Regions from separate parts of the Homo sapiens genome. Here regions 1, 2 and 3 are each linked to region 4. The links are chromatin contacts, found by Hi-C or POLR2A ChIA-PET in ENCODE. All regions are on one chromosome and are shown on one strand. The core of a region is the stretch at or near the end of the contact, and the rest is flanking DNA. Distances in the headings are between cores, read along the strand shown.

Evidence for each region. A loop is a pair of places that touch in the nucleus more often than their neighbours do. ChIA-PET counts read pairs that join two places held with the same protein, here RNA polymerase II (POLR2A). Pooled maps may share reads with other maps.
Region 1: a loop to region 4 is called in a pooled map, with 15 times the contacts of the local background. The contact joins the promoter of ZNF573 here to the promoter of ZNF420 in region 4. A Hi-C loop is called at or near these places in 11 of 37 single-sample maps with no recorded cell type and 22 of 50 pooled maps. POLR2A ChIA-PET finds 5 or more read pairs at or near these places in 3 of 52 experiments (A549, CD4-positive, alpha-beta memory T cell and WTC11).
Region 2: a loop to region 4 is called in a map of gastrocnemius medialis, with 4 times the contacts of the local background. The contact joins the promoter of ZFP30 here to the promoter of ZNF420 in region 4. A Hi-C loop is called at or near these places in 2 of 168 maps with a recorded cell type or tissue (gastrocnemius medialis and naive thymus-derived CD4-positive, alpha-beta T cell), 10 of 37 single-sample maps with no recorded cell type and 14 of 50 pooled maps. POLR2A ChIA-PET finds 5 or more read pairs at or near these places in 1 of 52 experiments (HepG2).
Region 3: a loop to region 4 is called in a map of CD8-positive, alpha-beta T cell, with 4 times the contacts of the local background. The contact joins the promoter of TBCB here to the promoter of ZNF420 in region 4. A Hi-C loop is called at or near these places in 2 of 168 maps with a recorded cell type or tissue (CD8-positive, alpha-beta T cell and mammary epithelial cell), 7 of 37 single-sample maps with no recorded cell type and 12 of 50 pooled maps.

Annotation. Positions count from the first base shown.
Region 1 is chr19:37,776,981-37,782,133 of GRCh38, reverse strand. It overlaps ZNF573 (zinc finger protein 573), which reads left to right and starts at 2,548. Exons shown (of 5, transcript NM_001172690.2): 1 at 2,548-2,590. RefSeq lists enhancers at 1,734-2,396, 2,255-2,604, 2,311-2,605, 2,397-3,060.
Region 2 is chr19:37,652,983-37,657,465 of GRCh38, reverse strand. ZFP30 (ZFP30 zinc finger protein) reads left to right here and starts at 2,001. Exons shown (of 6, transcript NM_001320669.3): 1 at 2,001-2,046; 2 at 2,587-2,754. RefSeq lists enhancers at 1,396-1,445, 845-1,832 and a silencer at 1,856-2,045.
Region 3 is chr19:36,113,502-36,118,395 of GRCh38, reverse strand. TBCB (tubulin folding cofactor B) reads right to left here and starts at 2,928. Exons shown (of 6, transcript NM_001281.3): 1 at 2,722-2,928; 2 at 2,212-2,355. The coding sequence starts at 2,835. POLR2I (RNA polymerase II subunit I) reads left to right here and starts at 3,521. Exons shown (of 6, transcript NM_006233.5): 1 at 3,521-3,598; 2 at 3,683-3,737; 3 at 3,984-4,057; 4 at 4,145-4,219; 5 at 4,330-4,381; 6 at 4,579-4,687. The coding sequence starts at 3,540. The coding sequence ends at 4,641. OVOL3 (ovo like zinc finger 3) reads right to left here. Exons shown (of 4, transcript NM_001302757.2): 4 at 4,685-4,894. The coding sequence ends at 4,735. RefSeq lists enhancers at 2,198-2,287, 3,878-4,007, 4,026-4,537 and a silencer at 2,598-2,687.
Region 4 is chr19:37,075,875-37,080,777 of GRCh38, reverse strand. It overlaps ZNF420 (zinc finger protein 420), which reads right to left and starts at 2,345. Exons shown (of 5, transcript NM_144689.5): 1 at 2,208-2,345; 2 at 390-433. LOC105372390 (a long non-coding RNA gene) reads left to right here and starts at 2,581. Exons shown (of 2, transcript XR_001754095.2): 1 at 2,581-2,680; 2 at 4,473-4,903. RefSeq lists an enhancer at 2,270-2,509 and a silencer at 2,600-2,889.

The DNA of each region.
Region 1 (5,153 bases), core at 1,299-3,798, 700 kb before region 4:
ATTAGTATTTCTAATGTTGTAAATGGTTGTGAATTTATAGTCACTATTCCTATTTCCTTTAGACTAGTGACCGTGACTTTGATCAACAGAAACACACCGGGTTAGTACTGTTATCTATGTCTCTCATCATACTATGTGTTAAAATAAGTCGATCAATTTTTGTCTTGTATTTGTTTTCATTTCACTTTATTTTAGTTTCTCTGGAACAGGGTCTCACTCTGTCGCCCAGGCTAGAAGTGCAGTGACACGATCACAGCTCACTGCAGCCTCGACTTCTCCAGGCTCAGGTGATCCTCCTGCCTCAGCCTCCCAAGTAGTGGGGACTACAGGCATGAGCCACCCCGCCTGGCTAATTTTTGTATTTTTTTGTAGAGACAGCGTTTTGATGTGTTGCTCAGGCTGGGCTCAAACTCCTGGACTCAAGCGATCTCTGTCTTGGCCTCACAAAGTACTGGGATGACAGGCATGCACCATGGCCCGAGGTCTGTTTTAATTTTATTAATTGGCTGATTCATTCAGACACATAATTATCAAGTAAAATCTCACTATTTCCTTAGCATTTCCCTTCAATTTAGCTTAGAAAATCTATTCCTAAGTTAATTTTTTAAAACATATACAATTAGCCAGGTGTGGTGGCACATGCCTGTAATCCCAGCTACTTGGGAGGCTGAGGCAGGAGAAGCACTTGAACCCGGGAGGCAGGAGAAGCACTTGAACCCGGGAGACAGAGATTGCAGTGAGCCGAGATCGCGCCACTGCACTCCAGCCTGGGCAACAGAGCGAGACTCCATCTCAAAAAAAAAAAAAAAGGTTTTCTCCAGATCATTTTTACATTTAATTATTCAGTCTGTTTTGACTATACCTTTAAGAATTAAGTAAATATAACTTTACTTCTACACACTATTAGTCAATGTACCTAACACAATTTATTGAATAAACCAGTCCATTCACAACAACATCAAAAGTACGTACATTTCCCAATGTAAATTAATACAGCCATGATGGAAAATAATATGGAGATTCATCAGAAACTAAAAATAGAATTACTATATGTTCCAGCAACCCCACCGGTGGGTGTATAGCTAAAGGAATTGAAATCAGCATGCTGAAGAGATAACTGCACTACCATTCACTGCAGCATTATTCTGCATTGGATACGGAAGCAACCTAGGTGTCCAGCATGTTATAAGTGGATAAAGAAAATGTTACATATTATATATATTATGTATATAACCTTATACACATATATATATGTATATATAAAGGAATACTATTCACTTTTTAAGAAGAGGAAAATCGGCCGGGCACAGTGGCTCGCGCCTGTAAATGCAGCATTTTGTGAGGCCAAGGTGGGTGGATCACCTGAGGTCAGGAGTTCGAGACCAGCCAGATCAACATGGTGAAACCCTGTCACTGCTAAAAATACAAAAATTAGCCGACGTGGTGGCGCATGCCTATAATCCCAGCTACTTGGGAGGCTGAGACACAAGAATCGCTTGAACAGGGGAGGCAGAGGTTGCAGTGAGCTGAGACTGTGCCACTGCACTCCAGCCTGGGTGACAAGAGCGAAACTCCGTTTCAAAAAATAATAATAAGTAAATAGATTTTTAAAAAATAAATAAAAAATAAAAATAAAACAAGGAAAATTCTGTCATCTGTGACAACATGGATAAACCAGGAGGACATTATGCTAAGTGAGAGAAGCCAGTAACAGAAAGATAAATACCAAATACCACATAAGTGGTATTTGTGGAATCTAAAAAAGTCTAACTCTTAAGAGGCAAAGAATGGTGTTTACCAGAGACTGAAAAATGGGGAAAAGGGAGATGTTAATTAAAACAGTACAAAATTTCAGTTAGTCAGGAGAAATAAACTTTGTTAATCGATTGCATAGAATAGCAACTACATAAATAATGTGTTGCATGTTTCAAAATTGCTAAAAGTAGATTTTAAATGTTTTCACCACAAAAAAGTGAGGTGATGGATTTAATTAGCTTGATTTAATCATTTCGCATTGTAAACATAGATCAAAACAGCATATTGTACCCTATCAGTATATAAAACATACAATTATTATTTGTCCATTTTTAAAAAGTTACTTTTCTCATACCTTATAACAAGACTGGACTTCCTCAGGGGACACAGAGCAGAGTCCCCGCCCTCGGGAGCTCATAACCGATCCCCCACGCTCGCCCTCGCGGCCACACTTTGAAAGCCCTCCCCTACCGGCTCTACACTCAAACAGCCCGAGGCTTCGGGCAGCCTCGAGTTCGGATTCCACTTCTCAGCCTTCTGGGGTCACTGAAACCCTCAGAACTCCGAGGACAAGTCGGACACGCCTTCGCCTCAGCCATCTTCGCCAGCGCAATAAGTCTCTGTGTCTTCACACTCCTGGTAGAGGGAAAACTAAAACCTCCGGGAGCCAGCGTCCGGCGGTGCCTGCAATCTAACCGGGATTTGGGGTTCCGAGCCACTTTTCCCACAAGCCACCGCGGTCATGGAGCTTTAGGCTTAAACTACATTTCCCAGAGGGCAACGGGAACACCCAATCTATGGCTTCCCTTCCGTTTTCGCGTGGTTCTTTTGCAAGGTGGGTTGAACTCATTTCAGTATATAACAGGCACAGAGTACTCGCAGGGAGGGCTCTGGGCAATCAAGTTACGTTGGAGCCCAACCTAAACCAGCCGGGGTGGTGGAGGAAGCCCTTTAACCGTGGAAGCCTCTAGTGTGGACGGCCAGTTGTTATCGGAATCTCAGGCCCGTGGGTGCATGAACAGCAGAGGAGGGTATTTGAGTGCGCACGTGAGAGAATGTTGTATATGTCAGATGGGGAATGTTTGAGAGTGTGTGACAGAGAAACTGCGTGTGAGAGGCTGGGATGTGCCTCCTTGACGGTGGGTGCGGTTGTGAGGCTGTGACAGGTGAGTGAGTGGCTGTGCTTGCGTGACGGGGATATGAGGTGCTTGTCCTTTTCATGTACGTTGATTGCGGTGGCACTGCGGTGTCACTTTGAGTCTTGGCTGTAGGTTCCCGGCTGCTGCTTCTCTCCTCCCTCCTCACAGCTGCTTGCGGCTGACACACACAAAAAATGTCTGCAAGAGGGAAGTTGGATACTGAACTCTACATCAAGTTTTCCAGCAAGAAGGCATTGACTTGCTGTGAGATTGGAAACGCCTGGGAGGTTATTTCTTTGTGAGCTCTGAGAGCGAGCTACCTGTCTCAGAACCTCGTCTTTCCCAGAGCTCTGACCCCAGGAACCTGCTGTGAACTCATACCCAGATTCCAGCCTCTCTCCTACCTCCATGTGTTAAAGTGTGTGAACAGGGAAGGCGTGGAGGGTATTGTGTAAGGAGGCATTCCGTGCTTCAAGGAAAGGCCTGATAACTCATGATTTTTTTCTCCCTCCCTGGTCCTGCTATTCCTCAAAAGGACTCTAATGAGGAGGAAAAAAATTCTTTCACATCTAAAACTCAATGTTTAGGCTAGTTGGCTTTTTTCTTTCCTAAGGTTACTGGTTTTAGAGTATGTTTTACTTCATCTGAAATGTGTCTGAATGTCCTAATACCAATCTGCTTTCTTTCCAGTAGATGTTGGGAGCCATTGAGCTGAATCTCATTAACGTTCTCATATTTGGCCGGGTGTGGTGGCTCACGCCTGTAATCGCACCATTTTAGGAGGCCAAGGCGGACGGATCACTTGAGGTCAGGAGTTCGAGACCAGCCTGGCCAACATGACGAAACCCCATCACTACTAAAAATACAAAAATTAGTCTGGCGTGATGGTGCATGCTTGTAATCCCACCATCTTGGCCAGGCTGGTCTCGAACTCCTGACCTCATGATCCACCCGCCTCGGCCTCCCAAAGTGCTGGGATTACAGGCGTGAGCCACCGCACCCAGCCTTATGTGGATTATTTTACTTCATCTTCAGACTATTTTATATGCTAAATGACATTTTCTCCCAATTTACCAATGAGACTTTAAGACACATTTTATTAAGTATCAGAGCTTAAATCTGAAAGTCATATCCTAAAAGACTAACAACAGAATTTGTATTAGTTACTTCAAGAGACCACCTCTTAAATATTACTTTTTTTTTTTTTTTTTTTTTGAGACAGAGTCTCGCTCTGTCGCCCAGGCTGGAGTGCAGTGGTGCGATCTCGGCTCACTTGCAAGCTCTGCCTCCCGGGTTCAGGCCATTCTCCTGCCTCAGCCTCTCCGAGTAGCTGGGACTACAGGCGCCCGCCACCACGCCCGGCTAATTTTTTGTATTTTTATTAGAGACTGGGTTTCACCGTGGTCTCAGTCTCCTGACCTCGTGATCTGCCCGCCTCGGCCTCCCAAAGTGCTGGGATTACAAGCATGAGCCACCACGACCGGCTTTTTTTTTTTTTTTTATGACAAAGGCTTGCTCTATGGCCAGGCTGGAGTGCAGTGGCGCAGTCTCGGTTCACTGCAACCTCTGCCTCCTGAGTTCAAGCAATTCCCCTGCCTCAGCCTCCTGAGATCCATTATATCATTATTATGTCTTTGCATCCTCATAGCTTAGCTTCCACTCATAAATGAGAACATGTAATGTTTGGTTTTCCATTCCTGAGTTACTTCACTTAGAATAATGGTCTCCAACTCCATTCAGGTTGCATCCAATGCTGTTATTTCATTCCTTTTTATGGCTGAGTAGTATTCCATAGTGTATATATATGTGTACGTACACCAAATTTTCTTTATCCACTTGTTGATGGGCATTTAGGCTGTTGCCATATTTTTGCAATTGTGCTGCTATAAACGTGTGTGCAAGTGTCTTTTTCATATAATTACTTCTGTCTGGGTGCAGTGGCTCACACCTGTAATCCCAGCATTTTGGGAGGCTGAGGCCAGCAGATCACTTAAGGCCAGGAGTTCGAGACCAGCCTGGCCAACATGGTGAGACTCCTGTCTCTATCACTGAAAAAAAAATAAAATAATTTTATATAATGACTTCTTTTCCTCTGGGTAGATACCCATTAGTGGGATTGCTGGATCAAATGGTAGTTCTACTTTTAGTTTTTTAAGGAATCTTCATACTGTTTGTCATAGTGGTTGTACTAGTTTTTGTTCCCACCAGTAGTGTAGAAGTGTTCTCTCTTCACCACAACCATGGCAACATCTATTATCT
Region 2 (4,483 bases), core at 752-3,251, 580 kb before region 4:
CTACTTAAACTATAAAAAAAAAAAAAAAAAAAAAAAAATGGCCAGGCGTGGTGGTGCACGTCTTTAATCCCAGCTACTCGGGAGGCTGAGGCAGAAGAATCGCTTGAACTGGGGAGGCAGAGGTTGTAGTGAGCTAAGATTGCACCACTGCACTCCAGCCTGGACAACAGAGTGAGACTCCGTCTCAAAAAAAAAAAAAATTTCAAACATGAAAGAACTAAAAAACATCTTTAATACATGCATCTTAAGGAACTTATTGGAAAAGAACTTTAGCAAAAATTAGCTGAATTCTAGGAAACAAGAATCAAACTTAGGAAAACAATGACGGTAAATTTTAGGACAACTGTACAGTCCAATTGCAGCCACAGAATGGAAGAGAGATTCTACTCCGATGTTTGAACCACTGAAAAAATAATCGATGAACATTTAACATATCTGTTGGAACATTTCTAAAAAATAGCAACAAGTACAAAGAAAACCAATAAATCCTTGATAAACAAACTCATGTAAGAAATGTACTTGGTTTTAAAGAGAAAATAATTGACGTAATTAGTACATATACTCCACATATTCACTTAACCAAAACTTGAGATATCTGGAAGAGATCAAGGAGAAAGAAGAAAGTTTTAAATATTTTAAATGAAGTATTACAATGAACATTTTTATTACTAAAGGTATTTTTAGCTACGAAAATGAGGCTGATCTTTCAACTAAAGATCAAAGAAACTTACTATCCAAGAATGCTTGGAGACATTGAATTTATCCAAGAGTTCATCCAGGAACAAAGGGGAAAAAACAAATCTCATTTGTTAGAATATTCCAAGACCAGGTATGGAAGAAAATAAAATGCCTCTCCCTCCCGTTTCATGGTGTCCTATTCAATTTTCTGACACAGTCCTACAATTCCATCATTTGGAAGTAATAGCAACCTTATTCCTTTCCAATTTTTTTTCCTGCAATTATTTTACTTGCCTAACACCACAGTCCTGAGGGCACACAAGGGCCAGATGCAGATAATCAAAATCCCAACACTCAGTTTCATAGGGACCCACAAACCGTCTCCATGGAAAACCAGAACCAGAAGCGCTGCCCTATCAGAAGGATTCTGGAAATAACGCTGGATGAGGCAGAGCCACAGTCACAGATCCGATGTCAGGTACGTCACAAACGCAGACACAAACCGCAAAGACCCCAGAGACCCGCTACAGCCAGCGTCAGAGTCAGGCACCACCGCGCAGCCTTCTCTGCGGCACCATCCTAATCCCCCGCTAGAGAACGGCACACGCGCACGCAGCAGCCCCGTGCACGGAAACACTACTCCGCCAGCGGCCAGGCACTCGGTCCAGGTACGCGGGGGCGCGGCGGCCGTCACTCAGCAAACACCACAGGCAGCACGCGCCGCGCCTTGGTCCAGGCTCGCGATACTGGGGTTTCCTCCATCCAACTCACGCCAGGGTCACGGCTACAGGCCTAGATTTGAACACTCCATCCCCATCGGGATCCTGTAGCCAACCTCCACCCTCCTCCAAACCTCCCGACCCCTCGGCAGGTGCGGCCCCACACTTCTCCCTTGCTCCCTGAAGGGCCCCAGCGTTCGCCCCCCGCGCGCTTGCGCACTCGAGGCAGAAGCCGATTTCCAAAGGTTCCGGTGAGGCGTCGCTGGGGGCGGGGCGGGGCTCGCAGCCTCCGCCTGTCTCCGAGCCGAGAACCAAATGAAAAATAAAAAGGCGGAATATTGTTTTTTTAAATTTTGGACCGCAGTGTCCACAGGGGAGCAGGCCTGGATTATCTTTAATGGCACTGGTCAGTCACGGGGCGGCCATTACAGGTAGAGGCCTGAGGCGAGGGACACTGCGGCCCCTCTGGCTCCGTCTCCCCGGCCCGACTATCCCCGCCGAGACCCGGCCCCACGCGCCCCTCCCGGCCCGGAGCAGCTGCGGGACTTGCCTCCGCCCCCCCGCGCGCTAGCGCATTCGCGACGGAGACAGGCGCTCTCCCGTATTCTGGCGCCGCTGACTCCCAGGGCTGGGCTATCCTCTGAGTCGGGTGAGGCTGGGGCTGGGAGCCGGGCGCCACTGTGGCCGCTGCTTTTCTGAGGGAAAAGAGCGCGGAGTGGGCCAGGTTTTGCAGGCCGGGCCAAGGTGGAGAAAAGGTTCCTGTGGAGCCTCAGGCCGGTGTGCTTTTTTTCCCGGGACTGAGCTTCTGCAGCCCTGAGGCCTGGAGGCCCGGGCGGTAGTAACTGTGCCGGACCAGGTTCGTGGGTGCGGCCTGTGGTGCAGTTGGAGACCGAGGCCCCGCGCATCCTCGTCCGCGCTTCAGCCACTTAGGCTCGGCCGTAGCGAAAAGGCCCAAGAGGGAAGTCAGAGGTGAACGCCCCAGGATGAAGGTCCCCTGCAAAACGCTGGGACCTAGATTTGGGGTGGGTGTCTGGGGTCTAGGAGGACACGCTGGACAGTTCCGAAAAGACACAGTGGGTGGTCCCGGGCGTGGGCAACCGGGTGCGGAACTACAGCGTACCCGGAGCTGCGAACCCAGACGCGGGTGACTGCTGACCCTCTGCCCTGTCGTTTCCATTTGTGCATGCAGGTGGCGGTTAGTTGGGGCCAGGGAAGCGTGGAGGGTGGGTTCCAATCGAGTCAAGAAAAGCCTGGGGTGTCCTGAACTCTGCCTGCTTCCCCAGCCCTGCCAGTTTCCAGAGAAGGCGCTTGAGAAGGAGAAACGAATCGCTGCTGCTCTTCTAAAAGCCGGTTCCCTGTGAGTTCGTGCTGCTGCTTTGTTTCTGTGAAATGCATTCGAGTTCCTTCCGTTTAAAATCCTGCTTAGGAATGATCTATTTATTCATTGATTTGGGCCTTAGGATTTCCCTACCTAGTTAACGGCAGGGGACCTAATTAATAGATTTCCCGTTGTTAGTGCCCACTTCATGCTGTTCTATAGTTAGACACATGGTTAGTTAACTGTAGGCTGCAAATTCAATTACTCTGTGAGCGCTGTTTTTCTAAGGATCTTGATGATATGGAAATACCCGTGCTGGAGATTAATGTTCATACTTTGTTTTTATTTGTTTTTTAGGGTTTAGATATGTTTAATGGTTCTGGGGTAGGAGTGGAGATTTCTTTTTTTCCAGGAAATTCATGAGTGGAAGTTTTTGGTACCAGCCAGATGTGGTTTGAGGTCTGGCAGCATGAGTTTATTTTGGGTATATCTTGGATCGACTGAGGGAGGTGTAGTGTAGTGGTTAAGAATTTCGAGCCTAGATTAAGTGGAATTGAATCCTGACTGCCACTTAAATCTGAACGAGTTTAAGCAATCTGTGCTTCAATTTCCTCAGAATTGTAATAGTGTATACTTTACGGTGTTGTTTTGAAGATTACATGAATTAATATTTGTGAAGCTCTTAGGAGAGTGCCTGGCACATAGTGAGTCCTTAATTCATACTAGCTACTGGTATTAAAATGATGATGCTCAGTCATTTCCTATCAGCTTTGTGTATTTCCAAGACCAATGCAAATGTGAAGGTAATTATGATGGATGCTTGCAAGCAGGAAAATGAGCCAGACCCTGCAGTGGACCAGAACAGGGATTGGTAACATAAGTCCTTGGACTCTGTTTATGAGCTTTCAGGGCAACAAAGATATTTTAAGATTATATACAGAATTGTTGTATGTATTTGTAAATGGTTAATTTTTTCAGTGGAGCGAGGAAGTCTATCATTTCATGGTATTATCAGAGTTGTATAAGCTCCAACAACATTGATTCTCACTGTCTAGAAATGAAATAACTGGTAATGACTTTCGGGATGTTCTTTTATAAAATTAATATCTAGCAGTATGGAAATGGTTAAATCACACTCCATGTGATGGAATGTTATGCAATAATAAGAATTTTGTTTATATTTAGTCATAAGAAAAAAGTATAATGTAATATTGAGAAGTATTGTTGTAAATAAGAATCATCAAGAAATTGTTACATATGAATCTTGTATACTACAATAAAGGTTTTTAAGTTATTTTGCAACAATGTAATATTTAAATATTAAATTGCTAGGTATTTAATGATTAGTTATTTATTGGAGCTGAGGAGGGGTAAATGCAAGTTATTAAGTAGCTGCTGTGAAATGAGCATTTGTTTTTGTCTGCAGTTCTTACTGGCTCTTAATCACTTTGGAAATGACATGAACCAGGATTGTAATCCTTCACAGAACTATTTCAGGGTCTTGATGAGATACAATACTCAGGAACTGGTAGAAATTATTTTTTCAGTCACACTGATTTCCCTGTTGTCACCATTTATGCAGGGCCTGTTTAATCACAATTTTCTTTTTTCTTTCTTTTTTTTTTTTTTTTTGAGACGGAGTTTTCGATTTTGTTGCCCGGGTTGGAGTGCAATGCCGAAATCTCAGTTCACTGCAACCGCTGCCTCCCGGGTTCAAGCGATTCTCCTGCCTCAGCCTCCCAAGTAGCTGGGATTACAGGTGCCCGCC
Region 3 (4,894 bases), core at 1,679-4,178, 960 kb after region 4:
TCGTCTCTGCTCCAGCAGCACCACCTCCAGGATGTCCTCCCAGACGTCACTGATGCATCAGGTACCCCAGGATAGGGTCTCCCAGCTTCATGATCTCCTACACAACCCTTGTCTCCCCTGACCCTTCACATTCAGTCCTCTGGCCATTTAGCCAACATCTGCCTCATACACTAGAACTTCTCAGATGCAGTCATAATGAAACCCCTGGCACAACACAGATGGGGAATGAACAGTTAATCAACGAGAGAAAAAAGAAGCAGTTCTCTCTAGAGTCATGTAGACTGGGGCCAAAATGCTACTGACAGTTCATCCTTAAGAAAGTAGATTCTGGGCCGGGTGCGGTGGCTCATGCCTGTAATCCCAGCACTTTGGGAGGCCGAGGTGGGCGGATTACCTGAGGTCAGGAGTTCGAGACCAGTCTGACTAACATGGTGAAACCCCGTCTCTACTAAAAATACAAAAATTACCCTGGTGTAGTGGCGGGCATCTGTAATCCCACCTACTCGGGAGGCTGAGGCAGGAGAATCGCTTGAACCGGGGAGGCGGAGGTTGCAGTGAGCCGAGATCATGCCACTGCACGCCAGCCTGGGAGACAGAGCAAGACTCTGTCTCAAAAAAAATAAAAAATAAATAAATAAACTCCACCCTGAAGCTAAATTTTCTCTTCTGCAAAATGGGGATAATTACATTATCCTTGTGGTCTTACTTTATGGATTCAATTCATCATTCAACAATGATTCACAGGGCTGGGCGTGGTGGCTCATGCCTGTAATCCCAGCACTTTGCGAGGCTGAGGTGGGCAGATCACTTGAGGTCAGGAGTTCAAGACCAGCCTGGCCAACATGGTGAAACCCCAACTCTACTTAAAATACAAAATTACAAAATTAGCCAGGCGTGGTGGTGCACACCTGTAATCCCAGCTACTTGGGAGGCTGAGGCAGGAGAATAGCTTGAACCCAGGAGACAGAGGTTGCAGTGAGCTGAGATCACACCACTGCATTCCGGCCTGGGGAACAAGGGCAAAACTCTGTCTCGAACAAAACAAAACAAAAAACGATTCACGGACTATCCTCCCTGTCCCAGGCACTATTCCAAGTACTGGGGACACAGTAGTGAATTATAGTGATCAAAATTTCCACCCTCAGGGCACTCGAATCCAGGGAGACAGAGAGTAAATAAACCAGATGAGAGAAATCCAGAGTGTGTCAGAGGAGAATTACTTGTAAACACAAAAATCTAAAATAAAGCAAAGAAGGGGAAAGGAATGAGGTAAACGTTAACACTGAGGCCGGTGAAGACTTCACTAGAATACTGACACTTTAAATTAAGACAGGAAGGAAGGGTGAGGCACGCAGGCATATGACAAAAGAACCATTCAGGCCCAGGATCCAGAGGCCGAGCTCACCTGGACTGTGCAAGGAGCAATGTGGCTGCTACAGACTGAGTGAGGTCGGGAGGGAATAAGGACAGAAAGGGGCTGGGCTTGGTGGCTCACGCCTGTAATCCCAGCACTTTAGTAGGCCAAGGTGAGCTGATCACTTGAGGTCAGGAGTTCCAGACCAGCCTGGCCAACATGGCAAAAACCCATCTCTACTAAAAATACAAAAATTAGCTGGGTGGGCACCTGTAATCCCAGCTACTCGGGAGGCTGGGGCACAAGGATCACTTGAACCCAGGAGGTGAAGGCTGCAGTGAGCCCGATAGTGCCACTGCACTCCATTCCAGGTTGGGTGACAGAGTGAGACTCTGTCTCAAAAAAAGACAGAAAGGATGTACTGAGTGGATGCACAAAGAGATCCTGTGTTCTGGTTTCTCCCAAGCTGTCCAGCCTGGTCGCTCACTGTGACCTACCTCACATTCTAGGCCTCTGTACACCCTGCTCCCTCCTTTCCACCTCTTTCTCTTAAGTCACCCTTTCCTCATCCCTCAGCTCAGACATCCCTTCCTCCAGGAAGCCCTCTCTGATTCTCCCAGGTGGAGTCAGGCACCTCTTCTTGGTGGCTCCAGTCCCCTGGGATTTCCTGATCCCAGCCCAGACCACTCTAGGCTGTCCCTGTCTAATGATGGGTCTGTCTCTCGTCAGGCTGCACTGGAGGCTCCACGAAGGCAGGACCTATCTCGGGTATGACTGAGGGCAAAGCCCAGCAAGTGTCTGTTGAATAACCAAATGAAAGGTGGGGTGGGGGAGTGTCCCAGATAGAGAGTCCTCACGTGGATGCGGCAGCCGTCATCTACAGGGTAGGAGCCCAGGAGCGCATCCTCTTGATCCAGCTTGCTGTAGAACTTGTCGTCAACTCCATACAGCTCCAGTTCCATGCAGGAAGCAGGGCTGCCCACCAGCAACTCCAGTTTACACTGTGAGGAGGAGGCAGGGTGAGAAGAAGGAGGCCACGGAGGCCCCGCCCCTTGCATCAATGACCATCGCCACGTCCCTTTTCCTCCAAAAGACCCCCCAGTCAGGACGCACGGGGCCGCAATCCAGCCCCTCGCCTCTTGCCCCCGCCCTCTGGACCGTCGGATTTTTCGCTGGACCCGGCCCTCATCTCTGCACTCTCGAGTTCTCTCCGGACCCGCCCCGCCGCGACCGGGTCCCCAGCCTCCGCAGCCTGGGATCACCTCCGGGCCCGCCCAGTCACTCCCCGGCCCCTCCCAGCCTCCCCCTTCCGGGAACCCCCCAATTTCTTCGCCCCGCCCCTCCGGACCCCGCCCCCATGGCCACACCTTGAACTCAGCGATGGTGAGGCTGCGGCTGTATCGCTTCTCGGAGCGGAAGGTGTTGAGGGAGCTGCTGATGAAAACGGTCACCGTGGGTGCCGACACCCCCGTCACCTCCATCTTGCCGCGCCCTGCGGATGCCTGCAGCGCGGTCCAGCCGCCTCACACCCGCTCCGCAGCCGCCGCCGCCGCTGCTGCTGCTGGGCTATCAGCCCCGCCTCCTGCTCCGTGCCTGACCAATCCGCGCTCTCCTGCCAGGAGCGTCCGCCAATCGCCGCCGTCCCTTCCCCACCGCCAGGAAGAGGGCTCTCCTTACTCTTGGGCCAGCCCAGCCAATCCAGAGGGGCCTTCCATAGTTCACGGTTCTTCCAATAGCGGCCCGGGAAAGGACCAGAACAGGCGGCGAAGACTGAAGCCCGGAGGTAGGAGTGGCAAGAGCTCGCCCAGTCCGCGAAGGGTAAACTCGCGCATGCGCACTGGCCTTCAACCAAGCCAAGCGCCTTGGCTTCTGTCCTGGATGCTCAGTGTTTTGCGGTTTACGATGCGCATCGTTTTCCCGGCTCTGGCACCAGATCCATACTATTCTGTAAACTGAGGCGGCGATGCCCAAAAATTGGAAGCAATTACTCTAAGATATCAAAAGATTGAAGCAAGCCATGAAACCTCTGCGCGGAGAGAGCCGAGCCCGAGGCGGCGGGGAGCCAGCACGTGTGCGCAGCTCCGCCCTCTTTTGGCGAAGCACCTAGGCCTGGCCCCTCCCGCGACCTGTAGCGCGGCGGAGCAAGCGCGGAAGGCTGGGAGGGCTGCGCGGGCTGCGCGTCGCCATGGAGCCCGACGGGACTTACGAGCCGGGCTTCGTGGGTATTCGCTTCTGCCAGGAATGGTGAGGCGGAGGGAGCGGGTGATGTTAGAAGGCGGGCGAGGAATGGCTCCAGAACTAACCCCTGGCACCTCCCCCTCCCCACAGTAACAACATGCTGTACCCCAAGGAAGACAAGGAGAACCGCATTCTGCTCTACGCGGTGAGCGCCGGGGTCTTCCCCGGCAGGTCCACCTGTTCCCAGCGTGGCCCCGCCCTGCCCCCTGCCTCTGTGATCGGACTCCCTGTTCGCCCTCCGCTGCACCTCAAGTGATCCTGACTCTCATGTCCTGCCCATCCCCAAAGAGAGTCCTGTCGTCATATCCTCCGGGATCACCCTGCCCTCTCCTCCCAATCTTGTCTGGAATCCTTCCGTGACCCCCTTTCCCCCACACTCGCCCTCTCGTAGTGCCGGAACTGTGATTACCAGCAGGAGGCCGACAACAGCTGCATCTATGTCAACAAGATCACGCACGAAGTGGAGTGAGTGGCGGGCCCTGAGCTGGGGGCGGGGGTGTTGGCTCTGGAGGCTGGGTCTGAGCGTAATTTTGCACCCCCGCGTCCCTGCAGCGAACTGACCCAGATTATCGCCGACGTGTCCCAGGACCCCACGTTGCCGCGGACCGAGGACCACCCGTGCCAAAAGTGAGCGTTCAGCTGGTACTGGGGAGGTAAAGTGAGGCTCGTCTCCTCACTGGGCGAAGGGAGGAGGGAAGGGTGTGAAGCCTCCGGTGACCGAGCCCCTACCCTCTCAGGTGCGGCCACAAGGAGGCTGTGTTCTTCCAGTCACACAGTGCGCGGGCCGAGGTAAGTGGCGCGAGGGCTTTCTAAGTATCTGGGGCTTGTTTGGTCCTTTCTGGGGGCGGGGATATCAATGTGGGTGACCCTGCGCTTCTTGGAACTCTGCCGGGCCCTTACCTATTGGTGAAGTTCTCTTGCCTGTTCTTTTGGGGTAAGGCGCTGCTGGGTCCAAATCCTTCCTAACCATGCATCATTTCTGCCAGGACGCCATGCGCCTTTACTACGTGTGCACAGCCCCACACTGCGGCCACCGCTGGACCGAGTGACCTCCTCTCTCCCCCGAGTGTAATAAACACCAGATTCCATGCGTGAGTTTTCTGTGTTTATTTGCCTCGTGGGGAGGACGCTGGCACACCGTATCAGGCTGCGCGGTGCAGGGCGCGGTGCTGTGCGTAGGTGTCGGGCCGGGAGCTGGTGAAGCCGCAGTCCTCGCACACGTGCAGCTTCTCGCGGCGCTCACGGTAAGCGTAGCTGGCCGGCTGTCCATGCACCTTAGCAAGGTGAGCTTCCAGGGAGCAG
Region 4 (4,903 bases), core at 1,096-3,595:
GCCGTGATCGTTTTTAAGCTAGGCATATTCATTATACTTTTGTGTACATTTGAAACTTTCCATAACAAGCTAAAAAAAGTTAAAAAATCAAAATGGTGCTGTATCAGAAATAACACAATAGAGCTCTTTCCCTTTTTAAATAACACAATAGAGCTATTTCTCTCTTCCCCTTTTTAAATCCATGAGTCTCAAATCCATTCTTCGTAAATTTAACCACTATTGGGGAAGCATCTATCCCGATTAATGGCACATTTTCTTTGCTCTCAATCTACCAAAAATTGCCTTGCCCCTCTATCATTTGAGAAGGCAAGAAATTTCAAAAAGAAAACAAAAATGTCTATGTCCTGTAATAACAAAGGTATTTCAGGAAACAAAGAGGAAATACTCACCTTGGACATTGCTACTGAAACAGCCATTCTTTCTCCTCTGGGCTCTACTCTCAGAAAAAGAAAAATGGAATGAGATATTAGGCCTTTCTTGGGGAATATGCTAAATTATAACATACCCTCTTCCTCCATCCTCTTAATCTCATTTAACATAAAGAAAAGTCAGGAGGAGACTAGAATAAGTCTTCTACCTTCTGTATCAGAAAGAAGGGCCAGGTCACAGCTGTCTTGGGCTTGAATTTATTTCTGTATTCAAAGCTGTACACTGGAGACAGTCCTGCAGTGGGGTGCTTCAGGTTCAGAACTGGGTGGCTGTCTCCTAAAGCACTCCCTCTGAAACTATTCCCACTCCTGGAGTCCCATTATATTTCCAGTGGCCTATTTATTTATTTATTTAGAGAATGAGTTTCACTCTTGTTGCCCAGGCTGGAGTGCAGTGGCTTGATCTTGGCTCACTGCAACCTCCGCCTCCCGGGTTCAAGCAATTCTCCTGCCTCAGCCTCCTAAGTAGCTGGGATTACAGGCATGCGCCACCACGCCCAGCTAATTTTGTATTTTTAGTAGAGGTCATGGTGAAACCATGACCTCAGGTAATCCACCCGCCTCTGCCTCCCAAAGCGCTGGGATTACAGATGTGAGCCACCGCGCACAGCATCCAGTGGCTGTCTTGAAGGTATTATCAGCCCTAAAATTCTCATCCTAAGACCAGGTCTGTAACTTGCAAATAACTCCTATTCATCACTCAGGTGTCCAAATGTCTGACTTCCTTACTTCTTGCCACTTCCCTGCACCCAATCCCCTTAAGGCTATAAGGCAAGAGGACGCAGGGAAGAAGTCGTGAACTCGTAAGTAACTACATTTCCCAAGGTGAACCGAGGATGGATACAGAAATGAAGCAATACAGGCCATGGATGAAAGGGCAGCCACTGTGGTCAAATCAAAAAGTCCTTAAGTCCTCAGAGCCACATGGGAGGAGCACAGAGCCACATGGGACTCACAATCCATAGGCAGACCTCAGCCCCAAATGAACCCCAGAAATACCAAAAAGAAATTTACTTCTGTACTGGACTAAACCCCCATAAGGTCACAGAATATACAAATGGCCACATAAAGTCACACATAATCACATTTCCACAGTTACACAGCTAGAGGCACAATCACCCAATTATGCTACATTGTTAGACCACCTTGTCTCAAACAAAATCCCATTAAGTACAAGGCATATAATTACATCCAAGCACCTTGTCAGAGACACATACCGCCAAAAACACCCTTTCAAAGCTGCAATTTTAGTCTCTTTACACAGTCATGAAAACAGCACACACAACCCCACAGTCACACACAATCAGACAGTCACCCAACCCAGTACGAAATCAGGGAAACACGCGGTAATAAACACCGTGTCACAGCAACACTGTCACACACCTTAAATTTACTGGCAAATCCATCCCACGATATCAGGTTTACACACAACCTCAAAGTGACACAAGAACATCCAAACACTCTTGTCACAACTGTCACACACTTCATAGTCACAGGCAAACCCCAATTATACACGCGGCACACATAAAATCACAGTCACATAAGTATATCCCAGCCAGGTAAGCAAACAGTCACAAACACCCTCAGAGTCACAACTCACACTCATACAAATGCTCATACACAAAACCACAGCCACACACGTCCAGTCGTGTATGCACAGGCAGTCGCCAATACCAGGCAGGCTGTAGCCTGCACACAAAACCGGAGACACGGCCACACGAGTAACCCCAGCGACGCTTTCTCCGCGCGTGTCCGCTCCGGCATCCCGGACACTCCTACCTTGACAGAGGTGCAGTTCAGGGTCCAAGATCTGGCTCCCGGGTTCCAAGCCCAATTTCGGGTTCGCCAGCCCAGCAGGTGCGGAGCCAAGCTCCTCCACAGACGCGGCCCTCTCCCCACGCGAGGCCTCCAAATCTCGCAAACTAACGGAAATGAAGCTACGCTCCGGGAGCGGTGCCTCTGGGAAATGTAGTCCAGCGCTCCGGACGCCGTGCCTCTGGGAAATGTAGTCCAGCGCTTGGCTAGCCGGCCAGAACGCCAGGAGGCCCGGGCCGCTCACCCCTCGAGGGGCTCGTGGGCTCGGCCTGTGGAACCTGCTTGTCCCGCCTGCAGCGCCCCGGAGGTTTCTGGGAGTGCCCGCCCGCCCGCGCTCAGTGCGCAGGCGTCAGACGCTCAGGGCCTGCGAGAGCGAGCTGAGTGGTCCCAGGGTCTACCCCTGGCAGGAGAGAGGGTGGGACCCGCCGGCCAGGCAGGTGCGGGGGAGGAGCTGGGGCCGGTGCGGGGACCCGCCGGAACCTCGGATTTGCAGAGGACCCTGTGTGTGCCCTCCCAGGCCCTTGGGGTGTGTGTGACAATGGGAGATGCCAGGTGGACTGAGAGTCTTTCCGTGGCCGGGTGTGTATGGTTGTGTTTCTGCCTGTGTGTGATTCTTCCTGCTGTGGGGTGTGAGGTGATTTGTACTTTAAGCTGCGTAGTAATGGGATTTTATAACTGTGTAGAATCGTCTAACAGAGTAAGACGATTTTACACAGATCTCTATTGTGGTTTGCTTATGAAGGGTATCTGTATGTATATCTGCTTTTTTGTGTGTGGCCGTAATTGAGTAACTGGTGATCTGTGTTATATAAACGTGCTTTCTTTGTGCTTGTATTTCAGTGTCTGTAAGGGTGCCAAGAGCAAATGAGCTGTGTGTGATCGTGTGTGACAGTGAAAATACTATGGCCAAGTTATTTCTTCCTTAAATAGTAATGTAATAATCTGGAAAAGATAATCAATTTATCTGACAAGTAATTTAGACATCATTTTTCTATTGGATCAAATATATGTGTTATCGGGAAGAATCCAAAATTAACGTAGTTTTTTCTTTGTTTTTAGAAAGATTATTTCAAAACCAGTCCTAGGGTAACTGCCTTTTCCTCTGCCACAGCAGGCCAAAAGTAGATATCCATTATTTTCTAATTAGAGGGTAAAGTTTCTCTTATTACTGGGTACGGTTGAGAGGCCATCAACTAATAAAATAATAAAACAACGTTATACATAAGAAGAGTGAATTTTAGCACAGTACAGCACTAGTCAGATTTCCCAAATTCTAGGTCAAACACTTGTCCTCATTTTCTGATGAGAAAACCTTGGCCGGCAGAAAGTAACTTAAGGCTGTAGAGTTTGTTGGTAAACCTGAACTTATTTTTACTTACTTCAAGACCTCTTGGCCTTTTATGATTTTTGAATAATCAAAAACTTGTGAACTTCCAGCACAGAGAAGATAGAGTATAATTTCACCACTCCTTCAGAGGGAAAAAAATTAATAAAACTTGGTCTTGCAAGACCATATATCAAATACATTGATCTCTTACCGGTAATGTGACTGGAATAGCAAATTTGGTGATCAGAATTCTTGAGGGAATGAACCTGTGTGTGTGATCAGGCATAGCTATGTGAAATATAGATAATTAAATTGCACTGAGTTAGAGTGGGTCAAAGTCAGGCAAGAATTATGTCCAATTCACATGCACACGTATGTTTATTGCGGCACTATTCACGATAGCAAAGACTTGGAACCAACCCAAATGTCCATCAATGATAGACTGGATTAAGAAAATGTGGCACATATACATCATGGAATACTATGCAGCCATAAAAAAGGATGAGTTCATGTCCTTTATAGGGACATGGATAAAGCTGGAAACCATCATTCTTAGCAAACTATCGCAAGGACAGAAAACCAAACACCACATGTTCTCACTCATAGGTGGGAATTGAACAATGAGAACACTTGGACACAGGGTAAGGAACATCACACACTGGGGCCTGTCAGGGAGTGGGGGTAGGGGGAGGGGTAGCATTAGGAGATATATCTAATGTAAATGATGAGTTAACAGGTGCAGCACACCAACATGGCACATGTATACATATGTAACAAACCTGCACGTTGTGCACATGTACCCTAGAACTTAAAGTATAATAAATAAATAAAAATAAAAATAAAAAAGAATTATGTCCAATTATATATGGGAGATATATACTGGGTTTTGTTTTTTTTTTTAGGAGGTGACAGACACATTCTGGTTTCAAATTGAACAGCATGCATTGATCTTGAGCCGCATCTGTGTGATTCTGGGTCACTACTTTTGGCTTTTGAATAGTTACGATGAGTGCTTGCAAGAAAAAGGAAGCTATCACTTAAAAGTAAAAAACAGTTGTTCACCTGAGATGAATAGATTCCATGTGGATGGGCTTCTTGTATATTAAACTTATGACATTTTATATGTGTTGATATGTGATTTTTTTAAAAAAAGTATAGGCAGCTTTTCAGATTCACAAAGAGGTACTTTAAGCTAAAAAAGGTTAAGACCATCAGAAACGTAGACTGCAGGAACTGAGAAGGATTTGTTAGAATACTATGTGATATAATTAGTATAAAAATAGTATATATTTTATAGAGGGATACACACAAAACTCCTGCTAATGGTAACCTT